2 separate regions of the Homo sapiens genome follow, and region 1 is linked to region 2. Evidence: read pairs that join two places in POLR2A ChIA-PET (ENCODE). Cell type or tissue: B cell. All regions are shown on one strand. Links, peaks and the distances in the headings refer to the core of each region. The heading gives the core; the rest is flanking DNA.

What was found. ChIA-PET counts read pairs that join two places held together with the same protein. Peaks named below come from ENCODE experiments on the same cell type or tissue, not always from the same donor. Only the 100,000 strongest peaks of a DNase experiment are listed, where the experiment ranks them.
Region 1: POLR2A ChIA-PET joins it to region 2 with 7 read pairs; 13 of 35 experiments call an interaction of 5 or more read pairs at or near these places.

The regions. Positions count from the first base shown.
Region 1 is chr16:67,140,511-67,144,895 of GRCh38, reverse strand. It overlaps PHAF1 (phagophore assembly factor 1), which reads right to left. Exons shown (of 16, transcript NM_025187.5): 10 at 4,302-4,385; 11 at 520-602; 12 at 19-62. Among named protein-coding and RNA genes, the nearest start is that of B3GNT9, 8.3 kb to the left of the region's middle. In B cell, for the core only: no CTCF peak of the experiment used is centred there; no DNase peak of the experiment used is centred there.
Region 2 is chr16:67,052,886-67,057,270 of GRCh38, reverse strand. All of the region lies in intron 3 of CBFB (core-binding factor subunit beta), which reads right to left. Among named protein-coding and RNA genes, the nearest start is that of CBFB, 26 kb to the right of the region's middle. In B cell, for the core only: no CTCF peak of the experiment used is centred there; no DNase peak of the experiment used is centred there; H3K27ac peaks cover 1,395 bases.

The DNA of each region.
Region 1 (4,385 bases), core at 125-4,124, 88 kb before region 2:
AGAGCTTTCACTACTCACCTTTCTTTATGGCTAGTGGGATCTTGAACTCACAGCGATGATAACTAGAGAGAAGGCAAATGGGTAAAGGCTGGGCCTCCTAGAAGGCCTGGCCACTCCCATATTCCAACCCCACACCCCAGGAGAAACAGAACCAAACACACCTGCCCAAAGCCCTGGCTCTGAGTGCCTGACAGTGTTCACTGGGGGAGGCCAGATTTAGGCACGGAAGTCGAACAGAAAAGATCTTGGCCCTGGGTTCTGGAGAGCCTATTACCTTGGATAAGACATCAAGCTTTCTGAACTTATTTCCCTATTTGTAAAATGGGTTCAAACAGAGAGATGTAAGGCATTGGACCCTGTGCCAGGAACACAGCAAGCACTCAGGAAATTCACTTCCCATGAAACAGCAAGAATTCAGGTGTAGATAAATTAGTGAACACCCAAAGCCAAAAGCTCTTTCCTGGGGTTTTCAGCCCAAAACTCACTTCACAGAGGGGAGGTACAGACAGGTGTACTCACATGTTGAAATTATAATGCCCAGGGTAATTGGTGTGTAGAACAAACTTCTTCACTTTGTGTGTATTCGCATCAAAGAGGATGTCCTGGGATAGAAAACAAGGGTACTCAAGGAGGGAATGTTACTGAGGCAGGGCAGAGGCCTTTCCAAAGGCATGTCCAACTTGGGACATCCAGTGCACTCCACAGCAAGAATGCCTGCAGGCATCACCTTTCTTCCAGACAACAGTCCAGGGGACAGGCCAAGCAGCTTTTAGACATTTTCTTTCTTCTTTTTTGAGATGGAGTCTCACTCTGTCATGGAGGCTGGAGTGCAGTGGCACTGTGTCAGCTCACTGTAACCTCTGTCTCCTGGGTTCAAGCAATTCTCCTGCCTCAGCCTCCCGAGTAGCTGGGATTACAGGCGCCCACCACCACGCCTGGCTGTTTTTTTTTTAATTTATTTTTATTTTTAGTAGAGACGGGGTTTCACCATGTTGGCCAGCCTGGTCTCAAACTCCTGACCTCAGGTGATCCGCCCACCTCGGCCTCCCAAAGTGCTGGCATTACAGGTGTGAGCCACCGTGCCTGGCCCCATACCTTATCTTTTCTGTCATGTGTGTTACCTCTCAACACACTGTACTATCCATTTTAGCTCTTTGTCCTGCTAAGTGGCTTTCTTCCCTCTGAATATAAGCTCCGTGAGGGCAGGGTTGTCCGTCTGTGTTCTTCACTGCTGTATCCCGAACTCCTAGAGTAGTGCCTGGCACACAGTAGGTACTCAATAAAGATTTACTGAATAAAGGTGCTTTACAAACTTTCAAGGCAGGTTCCTCTTTACAGATGAGGAAACCAAGGCCCCAGGAGGTGCAGTAAGTCACCTAGCGTGGTGCCCAGATGGTAAGCAGCAGAGCCAAGAGAATCCGAGGATGCAGACTCAGGACTTTGGGAGGCCAAGGCAGGAGGATTCCTTGAGTTGAGAATACAGGTGCACACCACCACGCCCGGCTAATTTTTGTAATTTTAGTGGAGATGGGGGTTTCACCATATTGGTCAGGTTGGTCTCGAACTCCTGACCTCAGGTGATCCACCCACCTTGGCCTCCCAAAGTGCTGGGATTACAGGCGTGAGCCACCATGCTGGCCAAGTCACCTGGTTCTTGAGGGGCTGAAGGCCACTTGACTATTCTGAATTCCACAATCCATCAGACCCTCCTGGCTTCCATTACACCCTCTGTGGGAGTCAGCAACCCCAGGAACTGAAGTTCCAGCCTGACCTCTCTCTAGGACTTGGACCTGGATTTGATGCCACCCAGTGAACACTTCCCTCCTATCCCCTACCCTTTCCAGCTTCATATCCATCCAGCTGCTTGGGCCCGTGACCTCAGGGTAACCTCTGACTCTACCCCTGTACCCACAGCCAACTAAGTCCTACTGAGGCCAGTCCATTCTCTCCATCTTCCCTGTCACCTATTGATGGCAGCAATGGCCCATCTGGAGTGGCCGCTGCAAGGATGCCGACTGGAGCAGAGGAAGTGTGGCCGGGACCTCTGTTTTCCCATAGAACTATGCAGAGCCTATGGGAACTGGGAACAGGTGAGAGCCCTGGCCTCTACTAAGTTGGCAGGGCAGGAGCCCATGCTCCTGGGTGTAGCTGCAGCCTCCCAGCTGCAGCTCCAGACCCTGGCATCCCTGCACTCTCAGGGGCCCAGAAGGCCCCTTGCCCCGGCAGGCTTGAAAGTGCCTGCTCCCACTACCTAGCCTCTCCCCACTCCCGGTGCCTGCTCTGGGGAGGGGCAAAGTTGTGGCTGAGCCCAGGCGCTGTCACGACCTGGTTGGGAGTGCACGCACTCAGGGCAGCACTGACACACTAGCCCCCTGCCGCCTCGGCATGAACAGCATGGGCACCATGGATGGCACGCTGATGGTGGTAGGAAGCAGAAGGGCTCCTGGGCAGAAAGGGCTTGGTCTGAGGTGAAACCCCACCTTCAAGCCTGGGATGGCCTGAGGCCTGGGGGCCGGGCTGCCAGCTCTGGGTAGTCTGTGGGTGGAGTGAGAATTTATGGTGCTTTTTCCGGGCCTGCTCATGGACCAATCAGCATGCACTTCCTCCCTTCTGAGCCCATAAAAACCCTGGATTCAGCCAGACTTGGACAGATGTCAATACTACCAACTGTGGGAAGAAGCTACCCACTTCAGGACTCCTTGACTCCTCAGGATGACCTGCCTACAGAAAGAAGCTACCCACTATGGGTCTTCTCTCTGCTGAGAGCTGGATACTCGTCAGGATGACCTGCCTGCAGAAAGAGCTACCCACCATGGGTCTCCTCTGAACTGTTCTGTTGCCCAATAAAGCTCCTCTCCTTTTTGCTCACCCTCCAGCTGTCTGCATACCTCATTCTTCCTGGCCGCAGGACAAGAACTCGGGACCCACCGAATGGTGGGACTGAAAGAGGTGTAACACAAATAAGGCTGAAATGCCCTGCCCCGCTTTCCACATTGTGGGTGACAAGAAGAGAAGAGCTGCAGCCCTTCAGGAAGCCCAGACCTAGGAGCTCCCCGAGCCAGAGCTGTGACACCCTGTTTGGGGCTCTGTGTGGTTCTTGGTGTCCCCAAGCTTCCGGGTGCCACCGCATTCTCCTTGTCCAGACATGGGTGCCCGCAATGGAAGCCGCTTGCGGTACACGTGATCTAGCCTCACCCTTACGTGGAGCTGGTGCCTATGCTGGCGCCTGGAGCTGCCTGCCCCACCACAGCAGTCAGCATGCCTGGCTGGGCACAGTGGCCGGATGCCACATTCACTCGCTCACACACCCCTTGCCACTCCATGCCTGGCTTGCCCTTGGCAGGCATGGGATCCAGGCTGGTAGCATGAGCTAAGCGCAGCCTGCCAGGCTGAGTGAGCTGAATGAGCCCAGCGGGAGCAAGCAAAAATTGGGGCAAAGGTGCCACCGGCCAAAGTAGTTTCCAGCTGGAAAAGCAACACCCTAAGTTTCTTGAGATACTATCATCACTGGCCCTTGAACCAGAGGTCCAGCTGCAACAGCACTGTTCCCTCCTGCCGCCATCCTACTCTCAGGAGTTCATGACCGGACATCAGCTCCCCTACTACTCTTGGCTCCTGTGTTTGGTCTTTCCCACTTAGGCAGACTCAGTCTCTCCTCACTCCCTCTGTGAAATCTACTGTTTGCTACCTCAGGACCTCAGACCGTAGAAGGCTCAAAGGTTACAAGACCCATGGTCCAGGCCAGCCCTGCCCTCTTGAGATGTTTCCTGCTGAAACACTGTTTATACAATAATTTCTCATGTATGCAACTCACCCACCAGCTGGACTGTCCGCACTGGCCAGCTACCAGCTATATCCAGCTCCCTGGGTCCATAGCACAGGGATACAGCAATGCCTCTGGGGTGGTCCTCTAAAAATATACAAGCACACCCCACTGTCTCCAATCCTTTTCAGTCTCCATTTTGTGACTCAAGAAGAGGGTCCTATGCTTTACAAAAGGGCAGCTCTCCAAACAGCTTAATCTGAATGATTTCCAAGGCCTCCATCTGTGGAACATGTTTCCCTCAGAAAAGAAGTCAACAGGTACCAGGGAACCTAGTGTTCCTGAGCAATCCTGGTTGCAGGCAAGGTCTACTTTGGAGTACCAGAGCCTATGCAAAACAACCCTGGGCAAAGACAGCTGGGGCTAGGTTCCCCAATGTCCAGGCATGGTTCCAGCTGCATGTGGACACACAGATCTGCAAAGATGCACTGCCCACCCCAATAGAAATGAAGGGCTTCTCTGAGGAATCACAACTTACCACTCCAAGAGTGAAGTAGTTAAAAAAGTAGTCATTACACTTCGATGGAACTTGTTTATGAGGGGAAGGAGAATGAATTTTCAT
Region 2 (4,385 bases), core at 73-4,072:
TGGCTCACGCCTGTAATCCATGTGCTTTGGGAGGCCAAGGCAGGCAAATCATCTGAGGTCAGAAGTTCGAGACCAGCCTGGCCAACATGGTGAAACCCCGTCTCTACTAAAAATACAAAAATTAGCCGGGCATGGTGGCAGGTGCCTGTAATCCCACCAACTCGGGAGGCTGAGAAAGGAGAATCACTTGAATCCAGGAGGCAAAGGTTGCAGTGAGCCAAGATTGCACCACTGCACCCCAGCCTGGGCGAAAGAGTGAGACTCCATCTCAAAAATAAAAAGCCTGCTAGAGGCCGGGCATGGTGGCTCACGCCTGTAATCCCTGCACTTTGGGAGGCCAAGAAGGGTGGATCACGAGGTCAAGAGATCAAGACCATCCTGGCCAACATGGTGAAACCCCGTCTCTACTAAAAATACAAAAATTAGCTGGGTGTGGTGGCACGCACCTGTAGTCCCAGCTACTCAGGAGGCTGAGGCAGGAGACCTGCTTGAACCCGGGAAGCCGAAGTTGCAGTGAGCTGAGATCATGCCACTGCACTCCAACCTGGTGACAGAGCGAGACTCTGTCTTAAAAAAAAAAAAAAAAGCCTGCTAGAATCCAGGCAGGTCTGCTGATCCTTGACCACCAAAAACAAGCATCCCTCACCACCAAAAACAAGCATGTTACACGGGATGTTTACATTATGCTGTTAATGGAAAAAAACATAGTAAATACTGGGTAAAGAAAACCATTAAGCCTACACACATACACACACACACGACTTGCCATTGTTATACTCTATCAAATCTACATGAACACTGTATCAGTGAACACTAAACCACTGTTCCTAGGGGAAATGCAGACGTAGGTTCCTTCTAGCCTAACATCTTCCTCAACTGATCAATACATAATTTTGTTTTATGTATGCTTCTGTTCAGACATCATCTTCAATATATATTGCTGATTCACTAACACTGAACTCACAGCTGACAGCACTGTAACTCATGACTGAAGGGAACTTATCTAACATGTACATTTTCTCCATAAGGCACATTACGGCCTTCTTGCATTTAAGGAATACTAGACTGCACTTTAACATTATGCTTGTGGGCCATTTTAAACAGTGAAATCACCAACAAAAAGCACAAAATGAAAACTTATAAAACATAGAGAACATCACAGCAACACTGACAGTAATTTCTTTCCAAAGGAGACATGCTGTTTTTTCCCTGACAATGAAGAGTTGTTCCTACCCACAGACCAATGAATCATCCAACAGTAATACTGGGATGGCCATAGGCACCCAAGAAAACAAGATATTCCACTGAAGAAGTATGTACCCTGTCGCTTGCTGTAATCATTTCTGTAGTCTATTCAACAGATTCCTTTAGAAGATACTTGGTTCTGACTCATCCTCCTTTAGCCACATGCACCTCCCTGTTCATAAATGGACAGTCAGCTGCTCAACTGTCAGATAATCTCTACAGTCATTCAATCTTGTTTGCCTCTGAATCATAACTGGGTTGCATGTATGTGTAAAAATAGCTTCTTCTATAGTGATTTAATGTAATTTACCGATCATCTTACAGTCCAAAAGAGAAATCATAAAATGAAAAACTAAAGAAAGTGTCTGGAGGCCGGGTGTGGTGGCTCACACCTGTAATCCCAGCACTTTGGGAGGCCGAGGCAGATGGATCACGAGGTCAGGAGATCGAGACCATCATGGCTAACACAGTGAAACCCCATCTCTACTAAAAAAATACAAAAAAATCAGCTGGGCGTGGTGGCGGGCACCTACTCAGTAGGCTGAGGCAGGAGAATGGCGTGAACCCGGGAGGCGGAGCTTGCAGTGAGCCGAGATGCGCCACTGCACTCCAGCCTGGGCGACAGAGCGAGACTCCGTCTCAAAAAAAAAAAAAAAAAAAAAAAAAAAGAAAGTGTCTGGAATTCAATAGATTTAATACACTGTGTGTGTGTGCGTATACACATATAAATACATATTCAATAAATGGATACTAAACTCAGACTTCTGTTAAGAATAAATTAGACCCTCCAAAAAGTCATAAAAATGTATTAACTTGCCACCAATATGCTCTCCACATAATTATTTTAATTTGGTTTCACTGTATTTTTCTTTTCTTACATGAAAAGCTGAGCCAAGATAAATTCTGACTTTCACCCTTCAGTTGCAGCCATTTCCTCTGAAGTGATGTAAAGCAGTAAAAATCTACCAGCTAGATTCTCAGATAAAATGTACCCGATAAACAAGAAGAGGATACTAACAAAAAAGGAACATTTGTAGCACACACAAAAAAGAGCTCTTGGTGAAACCCTGTCTCTACTAAAAAAAAAAAAAAAAATACAAAAAATTAGCCAGGCGTGGTGGTGGGCACCTCTAGTCCCAGCTACGCGTGGGAGGCTGAGGCAGGAGAATGGCGTGAACCCGGGAGGCGGAGCTTGCAGTGAGGCGAGATCGCACCACTGCACTCCAGCCTGGGCGACAGAGCGAGACTCCGTCTCAAAACAAACAAACAAACAAAAAGCTCTGTTGAAATATAGTAGAAATTAAGACCCAATATAAGACTCTGAAGATAAAGTAGAGGAAATCTTCTGGAAGGTAGACCAAAAAGACAAAAGAGACAGTAAGAAAATAAGGTAACAGGATCATTCCTGTGGGTCTAACATCCAAATAGTAGATGTTCCAGAAAAGAATAGAAAAAATATAAGAAAGGAAGTCATCAATTAATATAAGAAAATTTCCTTACGAAGGACACAGCTGCCATACTGTAAAGGGCTGGCAAGTACCCTGCACAAGGAATGACTGTGGACCGACACTAGGTTACATCATAGATAAATACCAAAACATGGAGACAAAGATTTTACAAACTTCCAAAGACGGGGAAATTGGTCACAAACAGATCAGGAAACACAATGACTTCAGAGATTTTCAACTGCAACATTTAAACCAAGACAATGAAACAAGGCCTTCTTAACGAAAATAATCTCTAACCTCAAACTCTAGAACAAGACAAACTTACAATAAAGTATCGTAGAATAAAGACACTTCAAATATGCAACAACTCTGTTATCCACAAAGAGACCGTAAACCAAGAAACAGGAAGACAGAAAAACTGAAAAAGAAACAAAAAGAAAAAAACAAAAAAGCCCCTCACAGCAGAGGATGAACACAGAAATCAGTATGAAAGCAGTGCGCTGGATATAGAGGACAATCAGTCTAGATTGAAGAGATGGACATTCTGAGGATGGTCATCACCAAGATCCTGAGGGCAAAATGCTCATATATAAGCCTTCCCCACTGCTGGGACCAGCTAAGGACACTCATTTGAGCTGACAAAGGTGATGTGCTTTGACTCACTCCTGTGAAAAGAAGGTAGCTCTGGAATGAGACATCAATTTTGACAAAAGAAATTAAAAAAAAAAAAAAAGGATAAAAGAAGGTAGGTCATGGTGAGCCTAGAAGCAGAAAATACCAGAGCAGCTAACTCCCTCTGACCATATTCCTCCACATCTCCGGCACACGGTGAGCAATGGTTTCAGTGTGCCAGATGCCCTAACTCCAGTGTGAGCCCTAGGTTTCCCATAATCCACTCATGACTGTGCTCACAAGCTTCCCCAGGGAGGCTCTAAAAATTCACAGGGAAGCTGAATCCGGACTTGACCCTAAGATTCTGTTCAGCTCATCTTCTAGGAGCTGCATCTGAAAGTGACATTAGAAGGCTGGGTGCGGTGGCTCACGCTTGTAATCCCAGCACTTTGGGAGGCCGAAGAGTGTGGATCACAAGGTCAGGAGATCGAGACCAGCCTGGCTAACACAGTGACACCCCATCTCTACTAAAAATACAAAAAATTAGCCAGGTGTGGTGGTGAGGGGGCCCGTAGTCCCAGCTACTCGGGAGGCTGAGGCAGGAGAATGGCGTGAACCCAGGAGGCGGAGCTTGCAGTGAGCCGAGATCGCACCACTGCACTCCAACCTGGGTGACAGAGCAAGACTCCTCTCACCAAAAAAAAAAAAAAAAAAAAAGAGAGAAAGTGACATTAGAGTCCGTTGTTTACACTGCCCTGAAGTGTGTGCTTCCTAGTTTCATTTTTTTTAAAAACTAAACAATGCGTTATTTAGAGATATATGCACAGGAAATAAAATGACAAAGAAAAGTAAGGGAACAAATACATCAATCAGGATAGTGATTATTTTGTGGGGGGAGACGGGTTGAGGAAAAGAACTGTAAAGTTTTCTTTCTCTTTTTTTCTTTTTTTTTTTTTTGAGATAGCATCTTGCTCTGTGGTATGAACACGGCTCACTGCAGCCTTGATTTCCAGGACTCATTTTGAGATAGCATCTTGCTCTGTGGTATGAACACAGCTCACTGCAACCTTGATTTCCAGG